2 separate regions of the Homo sapiens genome follow, and region 1 is linked to region 2. A link is an interaction called in ENCODE POLR2A ChIA-PET data of the cell type or tissue named here. Cell type or tissue: K562. All regions are shown on one strand. Region 1 overlaps LRRC32 (leucine rich repeat containing 32). Region 2 holds the start of B3GNT6 (UDP-GlcNAc:betaGal beta-1,3-N-acetylglucosaminyltransferase 6).

Region 1 (5,000 bases), 370 kb before region 2:
CAACCCGTTCTGACCCACTCACTGCTAAATGCCTGACAACTGCTCAAAAGCTCTACTCTGACAATGAGGCAGCTTGGCTTAAACTTCTCCACGGTGAAGTCCAGGATCCCCAGCAGGGCCTTCGAGGCTGTTTGTAGCCCCTGCCAACCTGTCCCCCACCTCCCACCCCAGCCCACATGCAGTGACCACAGCTGACCACTGCCCATCATGCGCTCCCACACCCACTGCTGGGGCCTGCTCCCTGAGCTGGTTATGCCATCCCCAACCAGATCCACACATGAACTCTTCACACTGAGCTTCAGGGCCTCCTCCACCAGGGAGCCCTCCCTGACTGTGCTTCCTCTCAGAGCTTTGCCCCGCTGAATTGTGGCTGTGTGTGTGAGGACCTGCTAGACAGCGAGCTCAGAGCAAACAGGGACTGGTTTGGTGGATGTGCATGCCTTGGACCTGACTAGCAAGTCAATTTTTCCTAATGAATGAGTCCCAGACATCATCAGTTTAGTAAAGGTCTGAGGCACTGAATCAATCACTTCTCTAGGAGGAAAGAAAATGCATAATTGATATTTTCAAAATATAGTCAAAGACGGGTAGAGCAAGAAGAGTTCAGCTGACCCACTTCCCAGATGTGAACACTGAGGCCTGAAGATGGCAGTGACTTGCGTGAATTCACAGTGAGCCAGTGGCTGAGCTGGTAGGGAGGGAACACAAGCCGGTGTGTTCCTCCCCTGGTCCAGCTCTGCGCTTCCTCCTGAGAGCCCCAAGGTGAGTAGGGGGAGGAAGAGACCTGCCCAGCCTCAGGCCTCCGTGTGGCTCTTCTTACTCCATGCAGCACAGTGACTCCATGTAGCCTCCAAGGGAGGCAGCTTCACAGGGGCCTCAGGAGGCCCAGGGATGCCCCGTCAGTTGGGCACCTGTGTGAACCTGAAACCTGCCCAGCTGCCTTGCCCATCCTTGCCCTTCCTCCCTCACAACCTCTCTGTCTGCAGGGGCCACTAAACATAGCCTCCTCCTCACAGCCCTTACCCCCTGGGGCATTCCTTACTTAAAGCAGAAACAACAAAATGACCTGTGATGGAGCCCCAGCTGTGTCAGGCTGCGTGCTGAGTGCAGAGACCCCCTACCCCATTAAATCTTCCCAGGCATTGTTCACCCTGTTCCTATTGTACCCCTAACGAAACTGAGGCTAAGGGGAGTGGGCTGCCCAAGATCAGACAGTCAGGGGCTCAAAACTCCCATTTGCAAATTCCTTTTCCTATTGGTGCCAGCCAAGTTCTGACCACTGGGCCCTCAGCTGGTCAGCACAGCAAAGAGCATCATGGACCCACTTACTGACTGTTACAGTGTGGGGGGCACCGTGCTGTGCCCCGCGTGTTACCCCCGGGCAAGTGCAGAGGCATACTGCCTCTGGATAGGCAAAGGCTCCCTGGGGCACCAGCCCCTGAGACTTGATCCAGGACACAAAGTTTGCCAAGCCCACAGCCCAAGACTGGCTTTCCATTCAGGGGCCCAAGACCCCTGCTCTAGAAGCCTGGGGGCCTGATGGTGGGCAGGGCTGCACTGGGATGCCCAGATCTCCAGTCCAGTCCAGGAAGAAGCTTGAAGTCCAGGGCGGTGCTCAGAGCTCCACTTCCAGGGTCTTCATGCCTCCTTCAGCTCTGAGCTCCCAGCATTGCCTGACTTACCGTCGGAGGGAATTGGAGGAATTGGCCCTTGACCAGAGTTTAGAGCTCCCACCCACTGTCCTGGGCTATCAGGACACCCACTGCCCAGCTTCCTTTTCAGAAGCAAAGACTTGCCATCCAACTCCATTTCACCACCTGATCATGGGAGGAAAGCAGAGTAGGGAGAGGCACCAGGCAGTGAACAGTGGCAAAGGCAGCTGGGTTCGAATCCTGTAGGTCCCTGGTGGGTCACACATCTTCTCCTTACTTCCCGTGTGTATTATTCCCATGCTGGTTCAGAAAGTGCTTTCCTATCTCTTATCTCATTTCCCCAGACTCCAAAATTCACCCGCTTCCCCTCTGCCTGTTGGGTAGTCAAGGACTTTCCCCTCTGAGCCTCGTCTCCCTGAGGTAGAATGTGCGTTTGTATTTGGTGACATCTGAGGCCTTCTCTGCCCGCAATTCTGGGCTCCGGGAATCTTAGAAGGGCTCTGAAGAGCAAGAAAGGTGGTGGCAACAGGAGACATTGCACCCCCAGGGAAGGGCTGCGGGCAGGCAGCTGCCTGCACTTCCTGCCTCCTGAAGCAGCTGCCGGTTCTGTGTCATAAGCTTCTTCGAGTCTCAGGTCCAAGAGGGGCTTCCGGAGGCCCTGCCCTTTCCCCAGCCAGGCTCTGGCCTCAGTGACTGCCCGGCCTTACAAGTGGATCTAGGTGTTCTCTTTGCCCTGTATCTCATAGAGTCACAAGAACTTTAGGGCTAGTTTCCCTGGCTTGGGACAGGAAAAAGGAATAGAAGCAAATCAAACTTGGTCCTTGCCCTAGGGAAGTTCATGGTCTGGCAGGTGAGACAGGCTTGGACCCTTTCACCAACCACCCCACATGTTCAGTCTTCTCAGTATTGAGATAGGGGGAAGCCTGGGGACCGCAGGAACCCAGAGGAAGGTGTGATCAGACTAGGCCAGCCTGGGAGGGGCTGGGGAGGCTTCCTGGAGATGGCAGCATTTGATCTGGGCACTAAGAAGTGAGAGGCACTCCAGCGGGCAGTCCCAAGTCAAGGAGCCCAGCTTGGAAGGGGATTTGTCTCCAAGAGGGATGAGCACAGAGGAGCCCCTCCCAGCTGGCCTACCCCAAATTCCCCACACATATATATATATTCTAGATCCCCTAGCTGGGCCTACTGCTCTGTGGGGACAGCTTGGGGGAATACAGTGTAATATCAGCCTCACTGTTCCCAGCTGAATGACCTTGGACAAGGCCCAATCTCTCCAAGCCTCAGTCTCCTCCTTTGCAAAATGAGAATAATGGTGCTTACCTGGCAGGACTGTGGGTAAATAAGGTGTTTAAACATTCTAGTAGGTGCTCATTAAATGCAAGGTACATTCCCTTTCCTCTCCTGACTCTTCTAACTTCTGGCTTCTGGGGCTGGGGCACTAGCACACCCTAGGGCAGGGAGGTGGGGGTGGTCCTCACCCTGTCTGGGCAGAGCATCTTACCATCTTACAGGGCACTTTGTCTTGGTGTTGTGCAGCCAGGCCTAGGGTCAGCAGGGCCAGGAGCAGCAGGATCTGGGGTCTCATGGCTCTGTGTAAGGCGGAGAGGAAAGGGGAACACTGTAAGCCCACTGGCTCCTTCCCACTGCCAGCCCCCACTCCCACCCATTCTGTGCCTGCCCTCAGGGAACCCCAGAGCACGGCTGGAGCTGGAATAAAGATGCTTTGAGCAGGGCAGAGAGCCAGGTGGGAAATGGGCCTGCAGCCCATCATAGTAGGCCTCTCACCCAGGCCAAGGAGCCGCCCATTACCCAGGGGAAGCAAGAGTTTTAAGCGGCAGGTGACTTGGTCAGACGGGGGTTTTCAAGAGACCCCACCTGGCGGAAGACAGCCTGGAGGGGATGCACAGAAGGCTGACAGACCCTAAGGGTTACCCTAGGCCATGCTCAGGGCCAGGGACTGGGGGCATGGAGATGTAGAGGGGGTTTGGAGGGTGGGCCTCTGACTACATTTCCACCCAGGCCACACAAGTCCTCCGTACCAGCTCTTCAGTCCCCACATGCAATTCCTCGTTTTCTGCCCACTCCCCCACCTTTATTTTGCCCTTTTCCTTTTGATTCTCTGATTCTCGAGCCCTTGCCATTGTTCAAGGGCTGGGCCCGGGCCTTGGCAGGAAGTCCCACAGGAGGCCTGGCTGCCCCGGCACTGCTCTGCGGACTTCCCCAGGAGCAGCCTGGCAGGCCCTGTACTTTCACTGAAGCCACACTCCGGCCTCCTGGGCCAGCCCTTCCCTCTAAGAGCAGCCAGGGGTGGGGCTAAGGGGACCGCACAGGCCCTTAGCAGGGTTAAATCCCAGTGCTGCTGGAGGCTCACTCACTCCCTCACTAAGGACATCAGCCAAGTGCTAGGGATGTACAAATCCACCCATGAATTTCATTCATTCATTCACACCTTTACTGAATACCTCCTCATGTCTGGCTCTGTGCTGGGAACTGGGAACTCAAAAAACAAATGAACACGAAAAAGAAGTGACAGTGACGGTGATACAGACAGAGAGTCTTAAAGAGGGACACAGAAAGCCTTCCAAGAGCACCAGGCGCACAGTCACCCACATCTGACTGCTCCCTCTTGTCTCCTCTACCTTTCTGCTGTGTGATCTTACAAGTCGCTTCACCTCTCTGAGCCTCAGTCTCCTCATTTGAGGTTAATGGCAGCCATGCCAAGTTTTTGTTGAGAATCAAACGAGATGCCACCTACAGAGCCTCCATTATGCAGTAGGCCCTCTCCTCAGCACTTTCTAGGCATGAACTCATTCCATCCTCACAAAAATTCAATGACTTGGTTCCATCATCATTTTACAGAAGGGAAAAAGAAGTCTCAGAGAGCTTAGGTACTATGCCCGAGGTCACACGGTGAACAAGCCACCGGCCCAGGTGAGTCTGGCTCCTGGGTCTGTGCCCTTCAAATCCACACTCCCAGGCCTCCCACAGTGGGTGCTCCCTCAGTGAGTGCTGAACCGCGATTCTGAAGGATGCTGCAGGAGAAAAGGCATTCACAGGGCATTTGAGGGCAGTGTCTTTGACTGTTGGAACCCGCTAGTGATGAGCTATGGACGAAGATGGCTGCTCTGAATCCCATCTCTCTTGAAGGCGCACAGACCACAGCCGGACCCGGTAAACCCTATTCCCTGGCTCCCCTCAGGGCCACAGGCGCTGCCCCTGCAGCTGCTCTGCTCTCACCTGCATTACAGGTTGTGCTTTCACAGGAAACTTTGTTCTGCTGTTTAAAAAGCAGAACGCCACCGCCCGTTAGAAAGTTAGCATATTCAGAACTGAGTGAAAACCCCTCCG
Region 2 (5,000 bases):
TCCTATTTAGATACCTAGAAATGCTAGCCATTCTAAAATTTTTACTTAAAAGGAGAAAAAATGGACTGGTTATTTGGCAGTCGGGGCCATCCCAGAGAGCGCCTCCTTCCTAGAGACAGTGGGTCCCTTTCCTCCTTCCTCTTATCAACCAGAGGCTGAAATTAACACCCACAGCTTCTGCTGGCTAAAAGCCTCAAAAACAACAACAACAAAAATCAAACAAGAGAGACTAATGCTTTAGGCAGCTACAACTCCAAGAAAAGCAGAGAAACCTTATTTATTTATTTATTTATTTATTTATTTATTTATTTAACTCTGTTGACCAGGCCGGAGTGCAGTGGTGCTATCGTGGCTCACTGCAGCCTCAATCTTCCAGAATCAAGCAACCCTCCCACCTCAGCCTCCCAAATAGCTGGGACTGCAGGTGTGCATCACAACACCTGACTGATTTTTTTTTTTTTTTTTTTTTTTTTTGGTAGAGAAGAGGTTTTACTATGTTGCCCAGGCTGGTTGCAAACTACTGGGCTCAAGCAATTCACCCACTTGAGCTTCCTAAAGTGCTGGGATTATAGGTGTGAGCCACCATGACCAGCCTAGAACTTTAAACTTTAGGTACTGAGCAAACACCAAATCTAGGAAACATAATGCTAGCCTTAGATTACTTATTGATTTATGAACAAACCCCTAGATACAGAGGAAAATAAAAGGTATGTATAAATTATATATAAATAAATGTATATAATTTAAATATAAACTACATATAAAATAATGTATGTAAATAAATTATATACATATTTTAAAATAAATATAATAAATAGGCTGGGTGTGGGGGCTCACACCTGTAATCCCAACACTTTGGGAGGCTGAGGTGGGTGGATCACCTGAGGTCATGAGATTGAGACTGGCCTGGCCAACATGGAGAAACCCCATCTCTGCTAAAAATACAAAAATATTAGCTGGGTGTGGTGGTACATGCTTGTAATCCCAGCTACTCAGGAGGCTGAGGCAGGAGAATGGCTTGAACCCAGGAGGCGGAAGTTGCAGTGAGCCAAGATCAAGCCACTGCACTCCAGCCTGGGTGACAGAGCAAGACTCCGTCTCAAATAAATAAATAAATAAATATACATACATACATATATATATATATATATATATATATATATATATATATACACATACATACATACATATATATATATACATACATACATACATATATATATATACATACATACATACATATATATATATATGGCAAGCTGAATATATGCTATATTTTCCACAATTTGATTTAATTGGAAATTCAAGATTCCTAATTTATATACTAAAGAAGTTGTGTAACAAAAAGATTAAAAACAGCACTGATTGGTTTTTGCGCCTCTACAACATAGGTTCTAACTTAACATTTGTGAAAATGTACTAATTGTCAAAAATTCATGAACTTAATATTGGGGGTCAAAATATAATTATACCTGGGGATCCCACTAATTTACACACTCTGACCCTATAATCTTGAGAGGGTAACGACATATAACAGTTTTTAAATGCGTATGCCTCAATTTAAGTGTAGCCTTGCCTAAATTTCCCATGCTCATATACCCACTGCTATAAAATGTTTTCTATTGGACATAGATGCTTTGACAAAATAAATAATAAATTAGATTGGGCATGGTGGCTCATGCCTGTAATCCCAGCACTTAGGGAGACCAAGGCAGGAAGATCTCTTGAGCCCAGGAGTTCAAGACCAACCGGGGCAAAATGGCAAAACCCCATCTCAACAAAAAATACAAAAATTAACCATGTGTGATGATGTGTGCCTATAGTCCCAGCTACTCGGGAGGCTAAGATGGGAGGATCACCTGAGCCCAGGAGACTGAGGCTGCAGTGAGCCCTGATAGTGCCCCTGCACTCCAGCCTGGGAGACACAGTAAGACCCTGTTTCAATATTAATAATAATAATAAATTAAAGTGTCTCTTTGTCATTGGCTTGATAAAATGGGACCCCATGAGCCCCCATTTTATAGTTAATATGGCCCAATGTAAGTAGAAGCAGGCCCTTCAAGGATTAAAACTCATTATAAAAAACCTTAGTTTTAAAAAGGGTGATTATCCCCTACTACTTCTCCATTTAGCAGCCCAATTTTGCCTATGCTCAAATCTGGAAATATATATATATATATTTATGTATATACATTTTAATATAGATTTATATTTTTGAATATATTTATATATTTTAATATATAAATGTAATATAGATTTTATCTCTATTTTAAATATATAAATGTGTATATATGGTACCCTGTGATGGATCACTACAACTTAACATTGTGATCCCATCCATTAGGGCCCCATACCTAATATTAAAATTAAACTGATTTTATTCAATCAACAACAATAAATACTTTACTCTTACAGATGCGGCCAACCTGTTATTTCTGTGCCTATTTCCACAGCCCTTCAGGCAGTTTGCCTCTGCCTCTGAAGGCACACAATACACTTTTCCAGGCAACTTGCAGGGGGCCTCCACATGAGGGCCGTCATCACACACTGTCTTTACAGACAAGATGCACCTTCTCCAGGAGCACAGGTACGATACTGCACCTGGATTCCAGTGATTCTCCTGCCTCAGCCTCCCGAGTAGCTGGGATTACAGGCACCCACCACCATGCTCAGCTAATTTTTATATTTTTAGTAGAGAATCTCCTCCAAGGATATTCACTGGACCCACACTCTAAGGACATTTGAGCTTAAAGAGGAAGCAGGCAGTCACTGGTGGCTAAGGAAGCCTGTAGCTGCCCTCCCCCTCTTCACCTTACCCCTAAGGAGGAGGGGTGATGTCATGGATTGGTCAGATTCAAGAGAACTGAACCACAGGCCTGCGTGGAACCTCAGTGTGTGAAGTAAAGGGATTAAAGGCTAGTCTCAGGCTGGGGATGGCTCCTGTCTATTTCTTCTCTCTCAGAGACTGCAGGTAAGCTGGGGGCCTGGGCTTCTTCCTATTGGGAAGGAGGTACATTTTTCCTTCTTCGCATTCCCCTCTAATCAGAGTGCCAAGCAAGAAACAGGGGGAGGCCAAGGGGAGAGGAATGAGGACAGAATTGCCCCTATTGCACAGGTCCAGTGCAGACCCCAGGGCTCAGGGATTCATGCTGGGGGTTGGGGCCAAGGCCCTAATAGCTAATAAAAGGTTTCTTTGCCTTTTCTGCTATATGAATATTCTGCTATACGAATATTCCTCCAGGAATACCCTGGGATAGTATGGAATGGGTGGGTGGCCCAGGAATCTGTGTTCCAGCTAGCTATCTCAGCATCAAACCAGAGGAGGGAATGACCAAAGTAGTTCCTGGGAAAAGAAGAGGGACAATTCCTGGCCAGGCGAGATGGCTCATGCCTGTAATCCCAGCACTTTGGGAGGCCATGGCGGGTGGCTCACCTGAGGTCAGGAGTTCGAGACCAGCCTCGCAAACATGGTAAAACCTCATCTCTACTAAAAATATAAAAATTACCTGGGCATGGGGGTGGACGCCTGTAATCCCAGCTACTAGAGAGGCTGAGGCAGGAGAATCACTTGAACCCGGGAGCCTGAGGTTGCACTGAGTCGAGAAAAAGAAAAAGAAAGGGGAATTCTAGGCAGAGTGAATAGCATTGCAAAGGCAAGCAATAAATGGATGTGTTAATATGTGTGGGGCAATAAACAGAGTGAGAAATGCCTGCAGTTAGAGGATCACAGAGGAACTTTATAAAGCTTATAAAGAGGAACTTTATACCATACTGTGTGAGAAGGCTAGACTTCATCCATAAAAAGATGGTCTCCTGTGTTAGCCAACTGCTAATGTTATTCTGGTGCCTACTACATGCCAGGCATGGCTCTGAATGCCTTACATGAATTAACTCATATAATTCTGAGACACTGAGATAAAGGAGTTGCCCAAAGTCTCACAAACAAGGAACCTGAGGTTCAAAGGGATGGAGTAAGTGGCAGATTTGTCCTCTTTACCAAACTTGCTACTCAACAGCCATGACATCAACAAGGAGACAGGTTATGTTGACCTGGACTTACCGTGAGGTGAGCTGGAGGAGGTGGTATTTGAGCTGTGTCCTGAGAGACAAGGGATCAGGGCCAGCAGAGGCTGGCAAAGTTTAAGGTGCATGGGCTCCAGGATGCCTGATGAAAAAGAACCATAGAGAGAAATGCCCAATACTTCACAGCAAGTCAAAGCCCTCAGGCTGCACAGTGTGGCATCCAAGAACAGAGGTGAGCGAGCCAGCACCGCCCTTGGGAACAGGGCCTTGCCCAACACCTTTTCCTTTACATCAGAAGTTGGCTGTGATCCAAGATCTTCTATCCGTTTTATCAGAGTAAACGCAAACTTCTTTGAAACAAGATTTATTGTTACATTAAGAAGATTATTTTTCTTTCCAGAAATGATGGGGGATGCTTAACTTTTTTAACTAGTATTTGTGTAGCACGTTAACATAAACAGGATTCTCTCCTTATTTCATTGAAAAATGAATGTTAACTTTCTCAATTTTTCAAATGAGGATATTGAAACCTAGGAGATTAACTCAGGAAAGAAGCTGGGGCTCAAACTCAGTTATTCAGACTCCAAATTCTGTTTTCATTCATTTTTTTATTCTTTCATTCATTGAAAAAAAAATATTGCATTCCCCAAATGTGCCAGGCACAGGACTGCGCACTGAGTAGACAGTTGACGGTAAAAGAGACATAGCTTATCTCGCAAGCCCTCTTCTCACAGTGCCTCTAACACAGAAGCAGGAATAAGTGAAGAGCAATATACTATATAATACTCTAGTATTTCTTATCAGCACTCAGTGATTACATCCACACTTTTGCAGGGTTCTCACACTTGCATTTGTAGTTCACTGCTCCCATTCTTTCACTGAATGCCTGCTTTGTGCTAGACATTGTGTATGGACTGTAATACACAAGCAATAGGGTTCGGTGCAATAACACCTATGTGCAAAATACCTGGAAGTAT

Evidence for each region. Peaks named below come from ENCODE experiments on the same cell type or tissue, not always from the same donor. Only the 100,000 strongest peaks of a DNase experiment are listed, where the experiment ranks them.
Region 1: POLR2A ChIA-PET joins it to region 2 with 5 read pairs; 1 of 35 experiments calls an interaction of 5 or more read pairs at or near these places.

The regions. Positions count from the first base shown.
Region 1 is chr11:76,662,718-76,667,717 of GRCh38, forward strand. It overlaps LRRC32 (leucine rich repeat containing 32), which reads right to left. Exons shown (of 3, transcript NM_001128922.2): 2 at 3,154-3,241. The coding sequence starts at 3,237. LRRC32-AS1 (LRRC32 antisense RNA 1) reads left to right here. Exons shown (of 3, transcript NR_199061.1): 3 at 1-1,149. Among named protein-coding and RNA genes, the nearest start is that of LRRC32, 5.5 kb to the right of the region's middle. RefSeq lists enhancers at 2,124-2,213, 3,546-3,595, 4,166-4,225 and a silencer at 2,624-2,683. In K562, no CTCF peak of the experiment used is centred here; DNase peaks (open chromatin) are centred at 2,074 and 2,569.
Region 2 is chr11:77,031,508-77,036,507 of GRCh38, forward strand. B3GNT6 (UDP-GlcNAc:betaGal beta-1,3-N-acetylglucosaminyltransferase 6) reads left to right here and starts at 2,891. Exons shown (of 2, transcript NM_138706.5): 1 at 2,891-2,971. ACER3-AS1 (ACER antisense RNA 1) reads right to left here and starts at 4,177. Exons shown (of 3, transcript XR_007062792.1): 1 at 4,061-4,177. In K562, no CTCF peak of the experiment used is centred here; a DNase peak (open chromatin) is centred at 2,814.